2 separate regions of the Homo sapiens genome follow, and region 2 is linked to region 1. A link is a contact called in ENCODE Hi-C data. All regions are on one chromosome and are shown on one strand. Each heading gives the region's core, a stretch centred on a gene start or an enhancer-like site at or near the end of the contact. The rest is flanking DNA. Distances are from core to core; before and after follow the strand shown.

Evidence for each region. Hi-C counts contacts between places; a loop is a spot of excess contacts on that map. Pooled maps may share reads with other maps.
Region 2: a loop to region 1 is called in a map of CD8-positive, alpha-beta T cell, with 15 times the contacts of the local background. The contact joins the promoter of ULK4 here to the promoter of SLC25A38 in region 1. A Hi-C loop is called at or near these places in 4 of 168 maps with a recorded cell type or tissue (CD8-positive, alpha-beta T cell, ascending aorta and naive thymus-derived CD4-positive, alpha-beta T cell) and 8 of 50 pooled maps.

What each region holds. Positions count from the first base shown.
Region 1 is chr3:39,381,519-39,385,646 of GRCh38, reverse strand. SLC25A38 (solute carrier family 25 member 38) reads right to left here and starts at 2,277. Exons shown (of 7, transcript NM_017875.4): 1 at 1,854-2,277. The coding sequence starts at 1,922. It overlaps LOC105377644 (a long non-coding RNA gene), which reads left to right and starts at 1,322. Exons shown (of 3, transcript XR_007096252.1): 1 at 1,322-1,406; 2 at 2,603-2,694. RefSeq lists enhancers at 1,069-1,138, 1,609-1,658, 1,669-1,768, 1,789-1,968 and a silencer at 1,229-1,378.
Region 2 is chr3:41,960,044-41,964,171 of GRCh38, reverse strand. ULK4 (unc-51 like kinase 4) reads left to right here and starts at 2,069. Exons shown (of 37, transcript NM_017886.4): 1 at 2,069-2,156. RefSeq lists enhancers at 1,740-1,789, 1,940-2,099.

The DNA of each region.
Region 1 (4,128 bases), core at 1,028-3,527:
AACCTTATGCTCTCCCTTTGAGCACAATCCCACATGATAGGGCTCGGTGGGCCCTGCATGACTCATCCCAGGATGGGTTAATCTCCCCCACCTCTCTCCAGGCCCCTTGCTCCAGCAAGGCTATAGGAATGACCTGCAGTTAGTTTCTGGGCAGTTATGTTAGGCGCTGCTTCCCCAGTGCTCACACAGGTGCTGTGTGGAATTTGTTTTAAAACAAATTTGCTGCTGTCCTTGACCTTCCCACCCTTGATTGCAGGAAATATCTTCTTAACGTCTTTTATTTCACAGCACAGTGATTAGACATGTTATTGGCTCAAGTTATTGAGCCAATAACTTTTTTAGCTTTGTACTTTTCCCAGTCCATTAGCACAGAGCAGATGTTATTTATACTAGCAGTATAGATCAACTTCTAATAGGCAAAAACAAGACAACAACAACAACAAAAACCATCCCAACAGGTAATACTGAATGGTCTTAAGATTTTTGTCAATGGTGAATGGCACACATCCTTTGCGAGTGAACTTAACTTTTAAAAAGTAGCTCAAGGCCAAGCGCGGTGGCTCACACTTGTAATCCTAGCACTTTAGGAGGCCGAGGCAGACGGATCACTTGAGGTCAGGAGTTCAAGACCAGCCTGGCCAACATGGTGAAACCCTCTCTCTACTAAAAATACAAAAACTAGCCGGGCGTGGTGGCGCACGCCTGTAATCCCAGCAACGTGGGAGACTGAGACAGGAAAAATACTTGAACCCGGGAGTCAGAGGTTGCAGTTGAGCCGAGATCACGCCACTGCACTCCAGCGCGGGCGACAGGGCGAGACTCTGTCTCAAAAAAAAAAAAAAAGAAAAAAGAAAAGAAAGCTCAAAAATATATTCAAGGTAAATAAAAAAGTAGTTTCTTTTTAAGGGGAGAAAGAAGAGGGCATAAACAATAATACGCACACGAAATAAGTAGCACATAAGAGTACAAACTGGATCCACAAGCAATTCCTACTGCCCTGAAAAAACTATCCTAAGTCCAATTCACATCTGGAGGCGAGGGCTGGAGAGCCCTGAAAAAGGTAAGCAGGTTTTCAAAGACGTCAACGTAAAGTCGCCACCGCCGCCGTCTCCGCCTTTAAGGATTAAAAAAAAAAATAAAAGCCGCCCCTACCTCGGGCGCAAGACCTCAGAGGGAGAGCTGCGGCAGCTGCAGTGGCCTCAGGCCTTTAGCGTCTAAAGACTGGTTGCACCCCGACTCCACCTACCGGGCAACCACGCCGCCAGCCCCGCCTCCGCCTCCACCAATAGCGGCCCGGCGGCCCGGGCACGATGACCAATCGAACGCCGGAGGAGGCGTGGCGTCGCTGGGGGACCACGCGCCGTCCCAACAGGCTGGAAGGGTGCCGCCACGACTGGCCCCTCCAGGTAGGCCGCCGCCCGCGGGCGCACAGCGCTACCCGGCCAGCTCGCTGCGGCATCAACGGCTTCTCAGCGTCAGCGCTATTATCAGGCCTTGTGACCGTCCCAAATCTGCCCGGGTGCCCTTCCACCTGGCAGCCTACTCGCACCTTGTGGGGGCCGCGCGGGCACACTCCCCGGCACGCGTCCAGTCCAGGCCCCGGCAATTCCGCCCTTTACCGGGACATCGGCCCTACAGCGCCTGCCCCCAGGGCTGGCCTGCAGCTCCTGGCCTCTCCTCACTCCCTGCCCCCTTCTCAATTCCCTTAGTCAGACTCCTCTCCCGCCGCATCCTAAATCCTGAGCGCACCCTGGGGCGCGGAAAAGGGTAGCCGAGCCTTAGCAACGCCCCGAATTCTCCGGCCCGAGCCCGCGGTTCGGACCCCTGCCCTTCCTTCCCCGCAGTGCCCTCACCATAAGCGTTTCCACCGTGTCTCCGACATCTTGGGGTTGCAGCAGCGACGGACGTGAGTTCTGAATCATTGGAGATGAGGCCCGCGAGTCCTCTGGGCCCAGGGTGCCGTCGACGGGCGCTTGGGCCCAGCCCTGGAGGCCTTGAAGAAGGCTAGGGGGTGGCGCTAGCCAGGCGACGCGCTTTAAGCCGCGGGCTCTCTGACGTCTGCGCCTATAAGCACGCAGCCGCCGGGGTTCGGATCCTGCTAGTCCAGGGGCTGCGGGCGCGGAACAATCTTGCTGCGGGAATTACGCGCCGCTCTTCACCCGCGCCGCAGACTCCGCGGCTCTGCTCTCCTGCCCATCCTGCCCTGCTGCAGGCTTCAGCACCGTAGGAGATGAGGTTCTGTGTATCCCGGGGTGGAGGAAGCGCCGGAGGAACTCTGTAGAAGGGGAGATTTCGCTTCCGGGTGGGACGCTTGTCACGTGAGGGTGTTCTGAGTGCCACCTGGTGAAAACGCCCAGAACTGAAGGATCCGCGCTTCCTTGCACCCAGAACTTAATGGAGCGTCTGCAGGGAACTTTGCTTTTGCGTGGAACGTCTGAACGTATTTACAATCCAGACCTGGTCTGCCCAGTAAGGCAGCCACTAGCCAACGTGGGCTATTGATTTATTAATTGATACATTAATTTTAATTATATTAAAACAAGCAGTGTGGAATGCTTTCTCCTTAAACAGGCGTTTTTTTGTTTTGTTGTTTTTTTTTCAGGACCATATTTCCCTTTAAATGCTGAAAATTTAGTGTGGAATTGATATGTACTGTATGCATAAACCACACGCTGGATGTCTAAGACTGGTGAGGTAAAATCTCAATAATTTTTATATGTTGAAATGATATTTTGGATATATTGGGTTAGGTGAAATATTAAAATTAACTTCAGGCCGGGGGCAGTGGCCCAGGCCTGTAATCTCAGCACTTTGTGAGGCCTAGTCTGGAGGATTGCTTGAGGGAGCCAAGGAGTTGGAGACCAGCGTGGACGACAAAGCAAGACCCCGTCTCTAAAACAAATAATAATAACTTCATGTGTTTCTTTTTAAATGTGGCTAGTAAAACATTTAAACTTTAACATGTGGCTCCCATTACATTTCTGTAGGACAGCGCTGGTCTAGTTGGTCAAAATTCTGGTTTATTGCTCACCTGGAATCTGTCAATGGCTTTTTTGGTCTCCCAACTTCCCCTTATGCCTGTCTGGCTGATCCATGGAAAAGCATTACTGCTGGGATCCTGACACTCCTGTTGAAAATGCAGTGGCCCTGGTAATAAAGTCCAAGCTTTTCATAGCAACCTTCGCTACTTTCCACCTTCATTCATCACCCAAGAACTAGATCAGAAAGGAAAGTGACTTAGGGAGCAAGATAATATTTTTTCAGGCTTCATTCCTGTGCTTCTGAGGTACATAGAACAGGAAGGAAAGTGGTCCCAGAGGAGGTTATTCCCAGAAAGGATTAAGGAAAGTATAAACATTAAAAAAAAAAAAAAAATTACAGGCCGGGTGCGGTGGCTCACGCCTGTAATCCCAGCACTTTGGGAGGCCGAGGCGAGCCGATCACGAGGTCAGGAGATCGAGACCATCCTGGCTAACATGGTGAAATCCCGTCTCTGCTAAAAATATAGCCGGGTGTGGTGGCAGGCGCCTGTAGTCCCAGCTACTCGGGAGGCTGAAGCAGGAGAATGGCGTGAACCCAGGAAGTGGAGCTTGCAGTGGGCCGAGATCGTGCCACTGCACTGCAGCCTGGGCGACAGAGCGAGACTCCATCTCAAAAAACAAAACGAAACAAAATTACAAACCTGCCTGGTGATTGAATACTTTGCTACCCTTTGTTCTAAGCTGCAAGGCTTATTTTTCTTTGTGCAGTAGTGATGTTGATAACTATGCACTGAAACTTCTTTTTAAAGGAAGACCTAATTCCACCCTGACACCCACCCCCGCTGCACTGATTCCATAAGACAAGAATCCCTACTTTTGAGAAATCATGGGTTGGCGTATTTTAGAGACTGCTCTTGGCCACTCTGGGTGTGGGAACACAGGTGGGATCTAGAGTGAAAGCCGGCCCTCCACTCCCTCACCCTTCCAGGTATGCCTGCTTGGCTGTGGGCTCAGAAGAAATGGGCTGGCTTTCAAGGGTGGCAGCTGGCAGATTTCCCTCCTCTGTATCTGCTCCTGCCATGCTTACTCATAACTCTAAAGCCCACAGGCCCTTCTTTTCCCACATCTCCTCCCCTGGATGTTTGTG
Region 2 (4,128 bases), core at 820-3,319, 2.6 Mb before region 1:
CTGGCCTGCAAAGCCAGCTCTGTCAGGGTCAGCAGCTTAACTCTCCCTCTGGGCACAAGCTGGTTCCTGGCTCGGCTCCCCTCTGCCCACCTTAAGGGCAACCGCTCTCCCTTAGAGGGGTTAGTAGCATTACTCTGGGCACCAGTGCACGAACCGGGTCGTGTCGTGCTGAACTCAGACCTGGGCACAGTGTCAGCAGGGCAGTTATACCTTCTACAGACAATAGTGGCTCAGATCCAAGTATGAACTTACATAAACGGGTTACATAACAAGTGGAATATGCGCCTGTGTCCTAAACTCGCTGAGCCACTCTGGCCCGGATGTCCACCTTGGCCTATTCCTTGACCAAAGCACATCCATATACCCTACAATTGGCAATTGGTTAAAAGAGTTATTATATAAAGACCTGGAGCCAATAGAAGGCAGTGTCTGGGTTGAGATAAGAGGTTGCAGAGACCAGGGTTCTTGTTCTGCAGATGAAGCCTCTATGTAGCAGGTTTCAGAGAGAATAGATTGTAAATGTTTCTTATCAGACTTAAAACAGGTGTCAGGTTCTCAGTTAATTCTCTCCAGCATCAGGGAAAAGACCTGGAAAGACAAGGGGATTCTTTACAGAATGTAGATTCCCCCCAGAAGAGATAGCTCTGCAAGGCCATTTCAAAATATGTCAAATAAATATATTTGGCCAGGCACGGTGGCTCACACCTGTAATCCCAGCACTTTGGGAGGCCAAGGCGGGTGGATCACCTGAGGTCAGGAGTTCAAGATGAGCTTGGCCAACACAGTGAAACCCTGTCTCTACTAAAAATACAAAAATTAGCTGGTGTGGTGGCACACGCCTGTAATCCCAGCTACTTGGGAGGCTGAGGCAGGAGAATCACTTGAACCCAGGAGGTGGAGGTTGCAGTGAGCCGAGATTGCGCCACTGCCCTCTAGTCTGTGTGATGCAGCGAGACTGTCTCAAAAAAAATATATATATATATACGTATATGAGTATATATGTATACATAAGAGTATATGTGTGTGTGTGTTTGTCTATGTGTGTGTATATATATATCAGGATAAAATACTTCAATGTCTTTTGGGGCCTGCTGCCATGTTGGTATCTTATTGCTGCAAAAAAGTCTGTTTTGTCAGTCTTAAGGTCTCTGTTTAATGTTAACGCTGGTCAGCTGTGCCTGTATTCCAACGGGAGGAGGGTATAATGAGGCCTGTCCCACCCCATCTTCCCATCATTGCCTGAGCTAGTTCTTCAGGTTAACTTTGGCGTGCCTTTGGCCCAGAGGAGGGATCCACTCAGTTGGTAGGGGGGCTTGGAACTTTTATTTTTAGTTTACACAATCAACTTGAGATCAGAGTGTCTCATCTGTTTCCTCCATCTCCAAAAAGGAAGGTAATTCACAGCCTTCTCTTTTCTAAATGGTGAGGACCCCGGGGCCCCTGCTTCTGAGGCGTTGGTTATCCAGACTATGCCACCATGTCTACCTGAGCTCCCAGAAGAAGCCAGAAAGAAAAGAATGGAAGGAAACAGAAGGACAGTGGGAACGGGAAGAGAAGAAATGACGAGGTCTCAGTTCTCCACACTCTAGCCTCAGCACCCACTTAAGATTGAAGAGTAGTCCCTCACGGGCTCCCACTTCGGACTCTGGCCAATAGGAACTGAGACTCTTAACCAATCAGCGCTTTGCGTTTTTCCAGCGTTCTGCGTGCTGCCATGGAGATGGAATGAGCAAATCCAAACATAGAGGGATGGTGGGCCGACCACTATGACTGTTACTCCAGCACTTCCCGCCCCAGTCTCTGGCCTGTGGGCTCGTCCAAAGGCAGGGCGTGATGCCCTTTGGGTGGAGGGAGGGGCCCTCGTGGTCTCTCACTTCCGGGCCCCAGCCAACAGGAACGGAAACTGCACAGCCAGTCGGCTTCCTGAGCTTCTTCCGGCGTTCTGTGTGCTGCCGTGGAAACCGTATGGACGAATCCAAACCTGGAGGGGCGTCGCCTCCGTAAGGCTGGTCGGCTTCTTCCGCGCGTTCCGCTTTGCTTCACTGCTTTCTCCCCCATTCTTGGGCCTGTGGACCTGTCCTGAGGCAGAGGCCGAGATGCGCGCAACCGCGGGAGCAGCCAAGTGGACTGGACTCTTTTCTTGACTTAGCTACCAGGTGCGTGGCAGTGGCGGTTTTAGTAGCTACGAGTCTGAGTTCGTGTCTGCCTAAGCGGTCGCGGAAGAGCGCGCAGGCCTGCCGGGGCGGGTGGGTGGTGGCGCCTGGCCGCCCTCTCTCCTTCTGCCAGTGGACCCCGTACCCCCTGCGCTCCCCTGCTTTGCGCTCGTGTTAAAAAAGCCGCCCGTTTTTATCCGGGCGTTAGTTAAGGGCACACGGGACGCCTCTTCTAGGACCTGGGTGCAGCGGGGAGAGAGAGTGCTTGTGTGTTTCGGCTTGGGAGATGTGCTTTATGGACGCCATCTCTTAACTTCCCAGAGCGGACCGCGTCTTCACCGCCCTGCAGCGCTTCCTAGGCTCCCAGCCGGTCTCGCGGACTGATGCCTACGGACGTAGCGAGGCCGCGAAAGCCGCCGATTCGCCCGCCGCGAGTTGCCTGGGGAGCGGGGGGGGGGGGGGGGGGGGTGAGTGACTACGTAGCGCCCCTGAGTCTGTGATAATTGAGTCTGTGAAGTGCGGCGAGGAGGAGCACCTATGGAGTGCTTAGTGTGGCGCGCGCCATCGGTTACATCTCGGGGTTGATTTGGCTGGCATTTCGCAGACTTGAGCGCATCCCAGTCACCCCAGGGCGTGTAGTAACACAGAAGGCCAGGCCCTACCGCCGTAGTGTATGATTCCGTAAATTTGGGGCAGGGCCGATAACTTTTTCTTTTGTATTAAGTCCCAGGTGATGCTCATGCTTCTGGTGCGGGAGTCATGATTGTGCTGAAAGTGGGCACCTGTGCGCTCTTATCACCTGTTCGCTCTCAGCGTTCCTTGAATGTAGGACCTGCCCCCGACTCTTAAATGCCTCATTTGCACCTGTATGTGATTTGCTCTGCCTTCTGGCTTCTTAGATGCTTCTTAGGTGAACTTGTGAATTAAGAGAGACTTCCTTAGGAGCACTATAGGTTAAGAGACTAAACTGTGGTTTCTGGGAAAGCACACTCGAGTGAGAAAACCATGAAGAAACCTAAGGAAGTGATGACTACGAAAGTCAGGGGGTGGTTAACTTTTGGGGATCAGGAGGGGTGGTGATTGAGACAGGCTCACAGAGGGGCTGCTTGTGTGGCTGGCAAAGTCCTATTTCCTGACTTTGGGTGGTGATTAGAAGGGTGTCCCTCTTTAGTAATTCATTAAACTATGTATTCTGTGGAGTTTTCTGTACTTGTGTTTTATTTTATAATTAAGAGGTTACAGCTTTAAAAATGAATATTAGGAAGTCTGTAATGGGGAACGTGTTTGGACTGAGTCAAAGAATCTTAAAGTCATGGAATTTCAACTATTAATAAGTTATTGAAAGATAACTTAGTGCCAGGCGCGGTGGCTCACACCTGTAATCCTAGCACTTTGGAAGGCCGAGGCAGGCGGATCACTTGAGGCCAGGAGTTCTAGACCAGCCTGGGCAACATAGTGAAACTCCATATCTACCAAAAACACAAAAAATTAACTGGGTGTGGTGGTGTGCCAGAGGCTGAGGTGGCTACTCTGGAGGCTGAGGCACGAGAATCGTTTGAACCCTGGAGGTGGAGGTTGCAGTGAGCCTAGATCTTGCCCCTGCACACCAGCCTGGGCCACTGAGTGAGACCCTGTCCAAAAAAAAAAAAGAAAATCATTTGATCCAATTCTTATTTTACTCTAAGGAAACAGCCTTAGAGAGGAGAAATGCTTGAAAGTAACAAACCACCCTATCTAAGCAGATTTATAACTAATGTGTTTTGTTAATTTCAGACTGAAATTGTCCACATGTGACTTGATGGTCAGATGTGACTAAAGATTAAGGAAATGAATTTGGCCTAAATCAAATTCAAAATTTCAAGATGGGCTGGATGGTGGCTTGCACCTGTAATTCCAGAATTTTGGGAGGCTGAGGCAGGAGGATTGCTTGAGCCCAGGGGTTCAAGACCTAGCCTCCTTTAAAAAAAAAAAAAAT